2 separate regions of the Homo sapiens genome follow, and region 2 is linked to region 1. Evidence: chromatin loops called from intact Hi-C (ENCODE). Cell type or tissue: HepG2. All regions are shown on one strand. Each heading gives the region's core, and the rest is flanking DNA. Links, peaks and the distances in the headings are about the cores only.

The links. Hi-C counts contacts between places; a loop is a spot of excess contacts. Peaks named below come from ENCODE experiments on the same cell type or tissue, not always from the same donor. Only the 100,000 strongest peaks of a DNase experiment are listed, where the experiment ranks them.
Region 2: it touches region 1 in a loop (5-fold over the local background); 2 of 110 quality-filtered maps call a loop at or near these places.

What each region holds. Positions count from the first base shown.
Region 1 is chrX:31,217,349-31,225,212 of GRCh38, forward strand. DMD (dystrophin) reads right to left here. Exons shown (of 79, transcript NM_004006.3): 64 at 5,699-5,773. Among named protein-coding and RNA genes, the nearest start is that of FTHL17, 150 kb to the left of the region's middle. In HepG2, for the core only: no CTCF peak of the experiment used is centred there; a DNase peak (open chromatin) is centred at 4,083.
Region 2 is chrX:31,352,677-31,360,540 of GRCh38, forward strand. The region is part of intron 60 of DMD (dystrophin); the gene reads right to left. Among named protein-coding and RNA genes, the nearest start is that of FTHL17, 280 kb to the left of the region's middle. In HepG2, for the core only: no CTCF peak of the experiment used is centred there; a DNase peak (open chromatin) is centred at 3,965.

The DNA of each region.
Region 1 (7,864 bases), core at 1,885-6,884:
TCCACTTAAATAGTGAATTCTCTATAGTGGATACAATTGGGTTATTTGGCTTTCTGCAATACGGAAACATTGATAGGGAAGTGAAAAAAAAATAAGATCAAGTGCTTAATAGAGGTGGAAGTGCATATTTCCAAGGCATCTGTAATTCAAACTCTTCACTGGCACCAGGAAATCACTGAGATAACATCATTAATTTTCCTTAAAGTTAGAGTTGGTAGAAGTGGCCTTTGGTAGGGAAAGCTAGCCAGGGCAAGTTTTATTTGCCTGTACCGCAGACAATAGCTCTTTATCATGGCTTTGCAGGCTTAGAAATGACAAAAGCCTGGAAGCTAAATCTAAGCAAATATAAAATTAGGAGAAAATTCTTAAATCATATATTGAAAGTAAGTAATGTGACCACACATATGTTCAATAAAAGGATGGGGTGAACTCTTCATTCTATAGTTTTACTATATATGGCACCCTCCTAGCATTAATGAGAATTCAATACTTAATTTAGATACATACACCTTAATTTTGGCATACTTGAATCTTTTTCACATATTAGAAAAGCCATGCTCAGAAAGGAAATGCAGAGAATTTCAAATTGATTTAAAAGTGAAAATTTAAAGAAATTATTCTACATTCGGAGCTTACCTTTATTACAAGGTTATCACCTCAAATGGACAAAATTTTGTATATTATGAAATTCCCCCATTTTCCCAAAGTTTATTGGAAATTATAAGTTGAAATGACAGACAATAAAACACATATGTGAATGGAATTTTTTTTGAGCAGGAAAATCGAATAATGCCTAAATCCAGGGTGAAAATGGACATTATAGAAAGGAACAGTCATTATAAGGTTTTTCCATCTGGTCTATTTCTGGGTTTCTTTTTTTTTTTTTTCCATAGTATAAACTGGAACAAATGGTTAGCTTCTGAACTTTTAGGATCTCACAGGAATATTCTCTAGCACTTCATGATAACCAGTGCCTAATTACTCCTTTATTAAAGGAAAGCAGTAGCTCTGGGATGGGGCAGGGGCAGGGGCAGGGGCAGGTGAAGAAAAAGAGGCAAGAAAACTTTCTCTATTCAGCCCCCTGACTCGATCCCATCCCAAACTACTTTTTCCCAGCTATGACGTATTAACAGGTCCTAAGGAAACCCTCGACCTGGAAAGCCCTTTAAACACCAGTTAAACTTGGCAACTATATAGCTGAAAAATGATAACTTCGGGCTATAAGGAAATGGAAGCCTTGGTTTACTTTCATTCATGCATTCATCTCATGAAAACATATTGAACCATGCTGTGTGCCAGGTTTTGTACTAAGCATTGGGGATACCAAGATGAAGGGAAAAGGCCTAGTCTCTCTTTCCAAATAATTCCACTTCTAAGGCATTTCTTCTCTATCTCTGTGTAAGAACCATATGCCAAGTGACTCCTTGACTATCTTATTGCTAGCCTCTGCAGATCCTCTGGTTGAACCCCTTTATTTCTGAAGACCTGGCAGCCAGGGTTCACGGTCCTTCTCTTTTGCCCAGTTCTCGCTCCAATTCTGCATGATTTCAACATTGGCATGGGGGACTCATGCATCATTCTAGCCTCTCAGTTCCTTAACTTGCTATTTCACCTCCATGGAAATTCACATCCACTCTACCTCTGCCACCTACTCAAATGGCTATATCCTAGATCTAATCACCTGAAACTGTTCCACCTTCAAAATAATGTTCATCTATGATTCTCTCTGACCACAACTTCTTGACCTTCAGTTCCTTTACTACTTCTTCCCCTACCTCCCTGAAGAGTTAGCATTTTCATCCCTCTACCTCCTAATTACCAGTTTCCATATGCGTTCACAGCTTCTCCTACCCAACAGGGACTTGTCAGTATCATTTTAATCAATCTTTTGCCCAAATCCTCACTTCTCTTGCCCAGCTGTTCCCTCCCTACCCCAGGACAGAAGCATCTGGCTCCCAAGTGCTAAGCGTGCCTGGGGAAATACCACACCCCTGCAGATTGGAGCTACCGTGAAACACTCAGCCGCCTCTGGGTTCACACAGCTGGTTTTCAACTCCGCCCTCTCTCTTATTCTCCACAAAGATAAGCCCAACTTCATCATCTCCTGCTGTTAACTGCGTTGCAGGGACTCTCCACTCCATACAAAAAATGGAAGCCTTTATAGTAAGACATCCTTCACCTTGCTGCTACCTGGTTTCTTAGTTACCTGGACCTGCCCAGATCCTTCCCTCTACCCCACCCATTACAGTGGAAGAGAGGTATCTCTTCCCTCCCTTGGGCTCTGGATTACCTGCCCGTATTCTCTGAGAACACCCATTATTTATCATCTCCTCTTGGGCCAATAATTGTAATCTCACCCTGTCTTCTCATACTCATATAAATACATTCCCACGAATACTATATGTTTGGCCTGCATTTGATTGAAAAAAATCCACGTAAGTTGACCCAAGCAGTTCAAACCCATGTTGTTCAAGGATCAATGTATACACACACACACACACACACACACTTATATACACATATTGTGCCACATAATGACATTTCAGTCAACAATGGACTGCCTATATGACAGCGAGCCCATGAGATTACACTATTATATATTTTTACTGTATCTTTCTATGTTTAAATACGTTTCGATACACAATACTTACTATTGTGTTCCAACTGCCTACAGTATTCAGAACAGTCACGTGCTGTACAGGTGTATAGCCTAGGAGCAATAGGCTATCCCATACAGCCTAGGTGTGTACTAGGCTATACCATCTAAGTTTGTGTAGTACTCTCCTATATTGACATAACAACAAAGTTGCCTAACAACACATTTCTTAGAACATATCCCCATTGTTAAGCAACACGTGACTGTACATACATTTCCATTAACTCCTCAGCCCCCTCCAACTAGCTACCACCCCACTCTTCTCCCCTTCATAAGTAAATTTCTCCAAGAATCATTCATACCTTCTCTAATTCTCCACTTTTGGTTCACTTTTGAACTCACCACACCACTTCCACTGTGCCTCTAAAATCTCACCAAAGTTACTAGGGACCTTCCTGTTGCTAAGTCCAATGGGCATTTTCCGCAACTTTATGCTGACATCCCAGCAACATCTGACCCTGGTAACGGGTTCTTTCTTTCTTCCCATGGAGCATGTGGCATCATAACCTCTTGGAATTTTCCTTCTTTCCTCCTGGCCATTCCTTTGCAGTCCCTTCTGTAGGTTGCTTATCCTGTGTCCTAAATAACTTCCCTTCTCACGCTACACTTTCCTGGAGCTATCCAATCCTCTCCCCCGTTACAAGCAGCACCTACAGGCTCATGATCCCTAAACGTTGTTTGTATATTTCTCCTGAGCACCACAGCTCCGTGTCTAACCTTACCAGACAAGTCCCACATTCACCTGATATTCCAAGCCAAGCACCTAAGTGTCTTCCTTGACTCCCTTTCACCCACCACATCAAGCTTGTCCAACCTGTGGCCCAGGATGGCTTTGAATGAGGCCCAAATGAATTCGTAAACTTTCCTAAAACATTTTTTTTTTTTTTTGCGATTTTTTTTTTTTTTTTTTTTTTTTTAGCTCATCAGCTACCGTTAGCGTTAGTGTATTTTATGTGGGGTCCAAGACAATTCTTCTTCCACTGTGGCCCGGAGAAGCCAAAAGATTGGACATCCCTGCACCACATCAAATGAATCACTGAGGCCTGTCAAATCCACTTCCTAAATATTTCTAAATTCTCTCCACTTATCTCCCTTACTACTCTGCTAATTCAAGCCACCACATTGCTGGTTTAGATTACTGCAACAGGTTTTTCTCCTGTCACTCCCACATCGCACCAATCCATACTCTGTTCCACAGCAAGAATCATCTTTCTAAGCGACAATCTGATTATGTCACCCCCAGGCCAAATCCCCTGACCTCTAAATTCCTTAACTTGGGTTTTAAAAACCTTGCACAATCTGCTTCCTGCTTCTCTCTCCAGCCTATTATTTCACAATAGATCTTTCCCCTGGAATTCTGTGCTTTAGCCATACTGACATATTTTCAGTTCCTGAATGTGTCATGCTTTCTCTGGGCCCTTCAGCACATGCTCTTCTTTCTGACTAGAACGCTCTTCCTAGAGAGAGAGCTGCTTACTCTTCTAGAGTTACCTAGCTTAGACATCACCTCTTCAAACAAACATTCTTTGAATCTCATTCCACACAGTTAGCTGTTCACATAGTACCCCATTGTCCCACTGTTGCACAACTAAATATATGACATTGAAATGGTCTTGGAAATAGAGACAAGATCACTTTATTTTTTTAACCAACTGTAGACATTCTTAATACATTATACATATATTTGCTTATGTCTACAAATTTCATGAACATCCTGGTTATCCCTTGTTAGACTGTAAGTTCCATCAGAGCAGAAACTGTGCCTGTTGGGCCGGGCGCATTGGCTCACGCCTGTAATCCCAGCACTTTGGGAGGCTGAGGCGGGTGAATCACCTGAGGTCAGGAGTTCGAGACCAGCCTGACCAACATGGTGAAACCCCGTCTCTATTAAAAAATACAAAAATTAGGCCGGGCGTGGTGGCTCATGCCTGTAATCCCAGCACTTTGGGAGGCCGAGGAGGGCGGATCACAAGGTCAGGAGATCGAGACCATCCTGGCTAACACGGTGAAACCCCGCCTCTACTAAAATTACAAAAACAAAATTAGCCAGGCGTGGTGGTGGGTGCCTGTAGTCCCAGCTACTCCGGAGGCTGAGCCAGGAGAATGGCGTGAACCCGGGAGGTGGAGTCTGCAGTGAGCCTAGAACGCGCCACTGCACTCCAGCCAGGGTGACAGAGCGAGACTCTGTCTCAAAAAAAAACAAAACAAACAAACAAACAAACAAAAAACAAAAATTAGCCGGGCATGGTGGGGCATGCCTGTAATCCCAGCTACCTGGGAGGCTGACGCAGGAGAATCACTTGAACCTGGGAGGTGGAGGTTGCAGTGAGCCCATATTGCGCCACTCCACTGCACTCCAGCCTGGGCAACAGAGCAAGACTCCATCTCAAAAAAAAAAAAAAAAAAAAAAAAACAGAAAAAAAGAAAAAGAAACTGTGCCTGTTTCATGGGCATATCATCAATGCACACAGACCCTCAGACAATAGTAGAGTTATACATAAACTATTTGATGACATGATAGAGCTGTGTAACACTTCAGGATTTTTCCACAGATGTATGATAAAAAAGGAGGAAAGCAATTCTGTCATTTTTCCTCTACCACTTCATTCATCTGCACGTTAGCATTCAAGCTAATAAACCACACATGTCTATGAAGTTTGGTTTAGATCAGATAGTCATAGTCTTCTAATACTAAGTACATTTTGTAAAAAGAAAAAAAAACAAAGGTAGAACAAGGATTGTGCAAGTTTCACAAAGGTAATTATGGATGCCGATGCCAATGCCAGTAGTTGGAAAATAAAAATTCTCAATATCTTAATTCAACATCAGTAGCTGAGGAATGGTGACAGGAATGATTCTAAAAATAAAACAAAACATTCTAGGCAAACTCTAGGCCAAGGATACATTAAAGAATGAATTATACATTGCAACAGGAATTGTGACAGCTGTTTCTCCCCTCTCTAAGTAAAAATGTACCCAACCTACTTTTTATTCTAAGCAAAGACATAGTATCAAGATCTTCAAATACTGGCCAATACTTACAGCAAAGGGCCTTCTGCAGTCTTCGGAGTTTCATGGCAGTCCTATAAGCTGAGAATCTGACATTATTCAGGTCAGCTGAAAAGAGGGAAAACAAAGAGCATTTGTTATTCCATCAGAAATAACAGACAACCCACCCCCGACGCCCAGTGATTTGCCAATAACTACAACCACCACAAAAATAGCCTAGAAAACATATAGTGTGTATACGCCAAGCTTTCGGAGGTGAAAATTCTGTTAACGTGGGGAAAAGAAAAAATAATTCCTTTTGCCCTTTGACAACCAGGAAGGCTAAGTTCTGTGAAGACTAAAGTGGTATAGCCTGAAGGGCATTCATGTAGTCCTGTTCCCAAGAGGAAAGAGATGGACAGGCATTATTTTTTTCTAGAAAGTAATCTGGATCTACTGTAGTGAATCTTTTCTGCACAAGATTAAAGAGAACAAGAAATACATTATTTAAATAGCTATAAGACCTTAAACAATCAAGTGGCAATATAACATTTTTTCTGACTGTAGAAGTTATACATGCTCACTTTGGGTAACTTAGACATTTAACATATACATATATAATCAAATAAATCATCCACAAGCCCATAAACTCAAAAATAGGCACAACTGGCTGGATTCAGTGGCTCATGCCTGTAATCCCAACGCTTTGAGAGGCCAAGGTGGGAGGACTGCTTGAGGCCAGGAGCTTAAGACCAGCTTGGGCAACATAGTGAGATCCCATCTCTACAAAAAAAGTTTATATAAACCTTTTAAATAAGCACTGTTAACATTTTGAGTATTTTTTATCCAACATATGTGTCTATGTGTGTGATATGTATTTAAAAATATAATTAGGAATAAAATAAACATTTGGCTCTATATTCTAAGGTACAATCATTCTAATGTTCAGCACAGAATAACAACAATATATGTTACTGTGGTTTCTGCAGTCACCGGTCTATCAAGCCCTGACTCACGCCACCTAGCAGGAAGCTATATTTAGATGATGTTCTTACTCAAGTCTGCACAAGCCTTGATAGATACTGGGCTACATTTATTTCAGGAACTCAGCTCCAAAAAGCTCCTTGAAGACAAGAACTCTGTCACCTACTTCTGTCATTTTTCCTAGCAACTTAATATGCAACTGCCCTCTGAAAAAGCTGTTTTAATACAGATCATGGACCGACTGACCAACTGAATCAATAAACAAAAGAATGAAAGAAAGAAAAAGTACACTGACATACATGACTGCCATAATCAAATGACACCTACGAAACCAATTCTGATGAGGTGTTAGGAAAGGGCAATAATTCAATCCATATCCAAGTCACTTGGGTCAACATTTTCAGCTTTATGGCCATCGCAGAGACCAAACATAAAAGCCTGAATTTCAACTAGGGGAAAGAAAACAATGTCTGTAATTTAAACTATTCAGCATACAATTTTGTTTAAAAGACCGGAATACCAAATGTTGGTGAGGATATGGAGCGACTGGAATTCTCAGACACTGCTTGTTGGGAATGTACGACAACTTTGGGAAACCAGTTAGGCAGTTTCTTATGAAATTAAACACACATGTATATTATGACTCAAATATTCTTTTCCTGGATATTTGCACAGAATAAAAAAAAATGTATGTCCACAAAAAGATGTGTACATGAATATCCATAGCAGCTTTATTCATAATAGTCAAAAACCGGAAACCAACCAGTAAGGTAATGGATAAACAAGTTGTGGTAAAGTCATTCAGTGGGATACTACTGTGCAAAGTGCAATAAAAAGGAACTAACTACTGATAATGCAACAATGTGAACTGATCTGAAAAACACTAAGCTGGGTAAAAGAAGCCAGGCACAAAACAGTACATACTGTTTGATTTCACTTATATCAACTTCTAGAACAGGCAAAACTTAGCTACTATGCCAGATGGTAGCCTGGGGTGTGGTGGGAGTAGGTAACTGACCTCAAAGGAACACAAGGGTGTTTTCTAGGTGATCGAAATGTTATATCTTGATTGGCATGGTGGTTACACGAGTGTATACATTTGCCAAAATCTAACCTGAACACTTAAAATGGAAACATGTTATAGTGTTTAAATTATGCCCTGATAAGGTAAATTTTAAGAGTCTTTAAAAACCCTCACATGAACAGTACACTCTGATGTATGTGTGTGTTAGCTTA
Region 2 (7,864 bases), core at 1,263-6,262, 130 kb after region 1:
GGTATGACAGCGAGAAGAATTAAGCATAAAATATTTCTTTCCACAAATTATCACTGGAGAAAGGTTTTGTGTGGATTGAATGCACAACTGGCTAAATAAAGAAACAAATTTATGAATGAGAAAAACTTGAAAGCAACCAAAGTCCTCGAAAGCTTTAGCTTGGGACTTAGGAACAAAGCACTTTATTCTTTGAGCAATTATGCAAGGAAATGAAATTTGATAATCTATTAAACGAGAGCCTCCATGCATTAGATCTTTCTAACTGGCTGTATGTTAAATCAATATACCGTGGTATATACAAAACAGGAAGCAAAAGCCAGAAATGATATACCTGTGTCTTATGTTCTGGCACAATCAGTTCTTTCCTTGGTGGTTTATTCATTTTATAAGTATTTGTTAATATTGAAAGAGATAGGCAAAAAACAAATGCTATAGTCCCTGATCTCTGCAAGTGTAAAGGTTTGGAGGTAAGAAGTAGTGACAAGCTGAAGAAAGGCTTGGGGCTGCAGAACAGTGGTGTTGAGGACGACAGTGAGATACAATTAGTTAGTCATGTTGAAAGCCGATGATGCAAAGCAAGGCGTCCCAGACTCTGAGGCTCAAGATTTACCCTGCAGGCAAAGAGAACCACTGAAAATTTCTGTGACATGACTCACTATTTTAGAGGAAAGTTAGGGTTTGGGAAGATCAGTATAGTGTAAAACAGATTCGAAAGGGCACCTGAGACTGAGATCAGAAAGAGGCTGTTGTAACTTACTAGACTTGGGTTGATATGCATTAGAATTAAGGCTGTATTGTATTCAATGTAAAAGAAGGTACATATGAGAAGGTATTTTGAAAGGAGGAAGAACTATCCAATTTGGTGTTGGAGATTAATATCTGAAGAAGCAAATAAACTCTTGGATTTCGAGTAAGGAAGACTGGGAGAATGAAGATATTGCTGGTGGCAATATGAAAATCAGAAAAGGAAGAAATAGCATATGTATGTATGAATTCATTTGGAACATAATGAATTTGTCCTAACAGTGAAACATTTAACTGGAGATGTCATGTATAGCCAGTTAGAGATGAACAATTTGTCTCAGCAATTAAAGAAAGGAAAGGGAAGTGAGACTAAAAGGGGTAAGAGTGAGCTTTGGAAGGTGAGCCAAGAAAGAAGAGATAAAGGAGTTTAAATAGAATGATTTAAACAGCCAGGAGGAACCCAATCTCTTCTGAATTAATAGGGCATGTCTCTGTTTCCTTTTATAAAAGTAATACAAATATAACATCTTTTTGGAAGCATACATCCTGTTTCAACTATTAGATCATAGATCACGAAAGCTTAGAACTGGAAGAAACCTTGATTGATACACGAGGGTCTATTCTTCAGAACTATCCCAGATGGGCAGAAAACTGCCATCTGGTCCATGAGAACTCATAATCTAGGTTGCAGCAATTCTTCAGTAAAAGCATCTCAGGAAAAAAAGGTCCTTTTTTATATGTTCCATGAGGACAGGGACACATCTTTCCCTGCTAAATCCTCAGTGAGTAGCACAGTACCTGGCATATAATAGGTGCTAAATTAATATTAGTTGAATGAATTAATGTACTGTTTATTCACGGATCTTTACTATTAACAACTATATTTTGAATGAATCATTTCTTTTTCAAGATCCCTGACACAAGCTTTTGAAAAACTTCCCTCCCTCCCTTCTTCCTTTCCTTCTTTTCTTCCTTCCTCCTTTTCTTCCTTTCTTCCATTTTTGATGATGAAAGTAAAAAAAAGAAAAGAAGAAAACCATTTAGATTCAATTTTGCCTATAATACTAGATTTAAAAATGTAAAACGGCAATTTATAAAACAACCCTGAAGTCCAAATCTCCTCCACATTTGTTTTACTCTAGTTTTTAAATAATCATATTTAAGATTTGAGAGTTATGAGGGCTATATATTATTCTCCTTGGTCTTCTCATTTCAGATGAGTTCTGTAGACAGTATACTGTTTGCAGAGACCTTCCTTTCTTAGCTTCAGTAAGAAATATCACTACATTCATTCAAAAGATATTGACTAGAATGTAAGTTTATTGTCCACAAAGACAGAGATCTTATCTGTCTTGTTAAGAATTTATCACAATGCCTAGTACATAGAAGATGATCAAGAAATACTGAATGGATGAATGAATGAAAGGCTTTTTGAGTTCCTCTTATTTGTCAGGCACTGAGATAAGTATGAATACGGTAGACTTGAAAGCGTAATTCTGGGTATAATGAATGAGCACCAAATCATCCAACTAAATTACGATACGACACACACTCTTAATTCCAAGCTGTGACTGTTTCCCAAAGCTCAGTCCATTCCTCTGTGTATTGTGAAAGATAAGCTTTATTTCATTTTTTCTTCAACATTGCTTTTAAATAAGCCAAAAGAATAAAAGAAAGAAAGAAAAAGGACCGATAACAACATCATGGCTCTTAGAAATTATTTCAAATAAATTTATCTAAATGTAAATGTTGGTTCTTTAACTTTGTTTTAGATTCTCAAGGGCTTCCACTTTGTCTTTTGACCTTTCTGTTAATTACTCTACTTTGAGTTTTATCTTCACTAGAAGTTTAGGAGAGACAGGCATTACCTCCCCATGTGGAAATACACTGCTAGGCAATGTGGTTTCTTCCTAGTGTCCAAGCTACATCTTACTGATTACTACATACATAAATCATGTTTACTCCAGTCTAGAGAAAATATGTAACTAGGAACGTATGTTTTGATTTTCTGGTTCTCAGTTTGTCTAGACCCTAGATAAATATCCATGGGAATGCAAGAAACAGACATGACACTTACACAAATGAGCCTATTAAAACAAAAACAAAAGCAAAAGACAGAAACTCTTGTGCTGTGATGCTAGTAAATAAACCACACATATGCACACAAATGACTCTCCAGTCTATTCACGAGTTTTTGTCCTGAAGTTTTTCAGTTTGTACAGTTTCTGTGTGCATGTGTCTGTGTTGGGGGAGGAACTTCCTCGTTCATTCTTACTCCCAAATCCTCACAAGTAACACTCATAAATACGTGCCCAAACATTATCCGGGAAACGCTCCTGAGACTGATTACAGTTTCAGTTAAAATCCTTTTAACTAATGGTAATCCCTTTCAGTTAAAATCCATTATTATTCTAATTCTGATTCTTTTGAGTTGTAACTGAAAAAATAATAAAAAAAAAAAAAGTCTGAGATAAGTTCTGGTCTTGATTTCAAACTCTCCTGGGCCTCCCAGAGTGCTGGGATTACAGGCATGAGCCACCTCTACCGGCCATCTTCTGGAATGAAGTTTTGTGATAGGTATAGCTCTGCGGCAAAACAACCTGGGCTTGTTGAATGCAAAGATTAACTGAATTGTCTTTCCTTTGAGTTTATTTCTGTGTTTTCCTGACATTAGGGCACTTAGGAGTTAAACAGTGTTTCTTGCGTTTGACTTCAGGATAGATCACGGGAAACAACTAGTGCTAACATGGCACTCACTCTGAGTAGGAGCATAATTCTTAATAGATTTTGTGTGACTTATGGCATTGATACTAATGCCGTGCCATCTGAGACCATCCTTAATCTACCTTTTAAGGTTCCTGCATCACAGCTTTTTTTCCTTCCATTTTATATTTCTGTGCTGACTTCTTTCTTAATCTGACTCCTTTTTTTATTCCCTCCTTTTTCTGTCCTTTCTCCTCCAGCCCTCCCCCTTTATTATGTTCTATACAACCTACCAGAAGAGTACACAGACTCTGCTGAGGCAAACAGTGCCTCAAATGAAGGGGCTGTGCATGCTTGCAAGACAAGCGAGGCAGGATATGAATAGGACTCCTAGCCTAGTGCCAGCCCAACGCTTCTCCAAGAACATTCTTCCTCTAATTCTGATGAACTCTGCCATCAAACTGGAAGGCAAGAGAGAACAAAACAGCAAGCTCTTTGTCCGTTGTTAAGCCTTTAATCTTTCACCTCACCGATTTCTAAAATGCACTTTGGATGTTTGTTTATTGGTTTTCTTGCTTATGCAACTGCCTCATTCTGTGATAATGGAGTCAGGTTATATCAACATTAAATTGACTTCATAGACCCAAGTACCTTAAGGGTATCATTCATTTTAATTTAGAAAAGCAGCAATCAACCTCCTATCCTGTTTCATTTGTCAAAATCTTTAGTTTTAATTACATCTACAGACTTATGAAAATTGTGACAGGAAGAGAAGAGATCATAGGAAGCATTTCTTCTGCCTTTTTTTTTTTTTTTTTTTTTGGTCTCAGAGAGAAAAGAGGAAAGTTGAATTACTTTGCCTGGAAGGTGATGTAACTTGATACAGATTTTATCTTAAAAAATAGGTTCCCTTTTAAAAGTTTTCCTAATGTATCTCATGATTTGCAACAGGAACTAAAGTCAAGTGGCTCTCACCTTACAACATCATTACATTAAATCATTTACATTCCAGCCTTAGCTATTTATTCTTGAGCTTTATTTATACCACATTTGGAAGATATCGTTCTCACAGAAATTTTCTGAGGCCATTGGAGCATTCCTTTCTAGGGGCATTTTGGCCCATAAGTAGCATAATGTTCACATGGTAATTACATAATTATGCCTCCTGGTATTTGAACACAGGAGTATTTCCAAGGAACAAAAGTGGCAATTTGAAATAATCATCAGTGAGATACCATAGAACTGGTATTGTCCGAAAAAAAAAAAAAAGACGGCATATATTAGGAAATTCATATTAACGAATGACTGAAACAGGTAGATAAATGCAAAAAGATAAAGCACTGGAAATCAAACATTTTCATCTCAGTGGCAGAAGCTTTTATATTTTGGGTAACAATATACTTGTAGATTTTCAGTTTGTTCTACTAAACACTTCTTTAATAAAGGCTGGAAGGGGGAATTTGCTGAAGTCTGCAACAACCCTTAACCGAGGAAATCAACCCTCCTTAAATCCCGTACCATCCTTGCAGCATTTCCAAAGCTTCCTGACCTTGACTCCCTTCACAGTCAATTTGACCACCACTCAAGGAAGCTTGTCCGCCAGAAGACCCTGTTTCCACTTCCCGGCTCTCCTCCTCTGGCAAGTGACTGAAAAGCGCCTTTCTTTTCTCTCACTGATGCAGAACTGACAAACCAGTATCAAGCCGTTCTTTACAAATCAATAAACCGGAAGATCTCATCTACTGTACTTCCAAATCCTACAACATTCTGTCTTCTCTCTTCTTCGCATATCATAAGCCACAAGTTATTTACTTCACGCTTCTTAGTAAAGGACAGGGGATGGAGCAATGTGCTTCCATTGTTTCTCTGTGTAGATGTGTGAGAACCAGAATTAAAACTCTGCCATGGACTCACAGTCTCTACGGTCTCTCTCCCTCTGTCTTCTTTGCACACTTCTGACCTAGCCCTCCTCTTCTCTCCCCCTGCCTCCCTCTTCCCTCATTCCCCCTCACCCCACCCCCAAGGCTGTTTGTAAGCTCCCCAAATGCTCATAAGACTTTCCTGAACTATTTCAGATATTTTCACTTCAACTCTAAACTAAAACTATTTTGTTTTTCCAAATGTGGCTTTACATAGTGCAGAAAACTACAGGGAAAACATCCAAAGTACAATGTGATCTTTTATAGGAGAAACAAAAGATTGAATTTCTAGGTCATCATGGAAGTAGGTACACTTCCCTGGGCGATAATCTGAGGTACTTTATAAGCTTCTTTCTTTCACGAAAGCAAGAAATCCTAAAATCCATCAAGATACGTGCACTGTGCCTCAACTCTCTTTTTAATCCTCAAGTGAAATCAACACAGTACAGTGTAATAAAAATGCATATAGCCCCAGGCTTTGTGCCTTAGCAAAGAGAGAAAAAATAAGCTTCCTGACTTCATATGTCTACTGTGAATAATCAGTCACTGCGTTTTTGGGATTTTGCTTTATAATCTTAACGTATAGCAGTGAACTCCATGTTTGTGGTGTGACAAGAATAAAGGATTCTTTTTCTTTCTTTAAAACAGGTTGTTCCCATATTTTCCATAAGAGAGACATGTGTCGGCTTAAAAGAAATGAAACTACAATGGTGTGAGGGAGGAATCTCCTGATTGTTAGCGTATATTTTCTGCATTTTACCTGAAATTGTCAACGAAGTGTAGGTAAAGTTAAGGCGGGGCCCTAGGCTGTTCAATAACGTGGCTAACATTTGGTTTGAGGGCCTTCTCAGTTCTGTTCCCAAATAGTCAGCCTTTCTTTCCCAACTGCTTGTCCTTAGCTGATTAGTAAATAACCCTAGGAAGATAAATGATTGTTCATAACAGGCTTCCAGTACCACAGCTGTGAGTATTTGCATTTTAAGTGCAACTTTAAATAATTAAGCCATTAATTACTCAAATACTTATTGAGTGTTTATAAGGCACTTTGCTAGGAGAGGAAGCAGAAAAAATAAAAATAAATAAGAAAACAAGGGGATGGTCTTTAGTGAATTTGTAGATTTGATATTTACAAATAAGCATAATAAAGTATTATGGGAAAGATTTTAATGTAGTGCAGTCATTCCCCAATTTGACAGTGTATCACAACTATTTGAGAACTTTTCAAAAAAATACAGATTCTTAGCTCGTCTAAATAATTTCTGATTTAGTTAATTTGAGGCTGAGGCTTGAGAATCTTTACTTTCTTTAAGTCTCCACAGATAGTTCTGATGTACAGCCTGGTATACATCCATCAGTGTAGTGGAAATGCCACGAATTTTATGACTCAGGAAGACCTGAGTTGGAGTCCCTTACTAGCTATTTAACCAGCATCTTATCTAACAGCCTGTGAACCTTAGTTTCTTTATGTGTTAATAGAAATACCACATAACAACACTACCAACAATGACAGTAATAATAGCAAACATTTATAGAGCATTTACTATATCCCAAGTGCTATTTCAAGAGCATTATAGGTATATTTCATTTATGTCTTTCTTATCAGAAGGTAAATTTGATGAGGGCAGGACTCAATCTATTTTATTCATTACTGTACCCCCAGGACCCAGGTCAGTGCCTGTCTCATAGTAGGTACCTAACTAACTACTTGAAAGAATGAACATCACTATGAGGAAAGTACACCATAGTGACCATTTTACAGATGAGGAAATGGAGGCACAGAGAATGAGATGTTGTAATGTGCACAGTTGGAGAGACCACTTTCTGGCACTCGGTATGTACTCATTTTTCTGATAACTGCAAATTGCTAGAACAAGCCTAAACAGCTATGGGGGTTACAGAGTATCTGGATGAAATTAATGAAGGAGGTTGCTTTGAAACTGGGCCTTCACAATTGGGTAAGCTTTTGATGGGCAAAAACAGAAGAAACACTCTGGGTGACAAGAGTAGAATGAGCAATTTTTTTTTTTTTGGCACTAGTAAAGGCCCGGATATGAAGGATAAACAGAAAAAGAGTTGAATAATACAAGGCTAGAAATGTAGCTTGGAGTCAAACCAGAGCTGTACTTGACTGTCAGGTTTAAGAATAGAGACTTCATTTAGTTGTTCATGGGAAGGCATTCAAATATTTTTTTAATAATTATTTTAAAATTGTATTTCTTTCAAATGCATTCACATGATAATAAAATTCAAGAAAAACAAAAAAAGTTATTTAAAAATCAAGTCTCTCTTTCACCATGTCTCTCTAGCCATTTTCTTCCCCATTCCCTGATGGCAAGTATTTCCATACTCTACATTAATTTTTTAAGTAAGAAAAATATTACGTTGGTGCAAATGTGATCGCAGTTTTTGCCATTGAAGGTAATGGTAAAACCACAATTACTTATGTACCAACCTAAATATCATTGTCAGAATGGTGTTTTAGGATGAATGAAAGCATG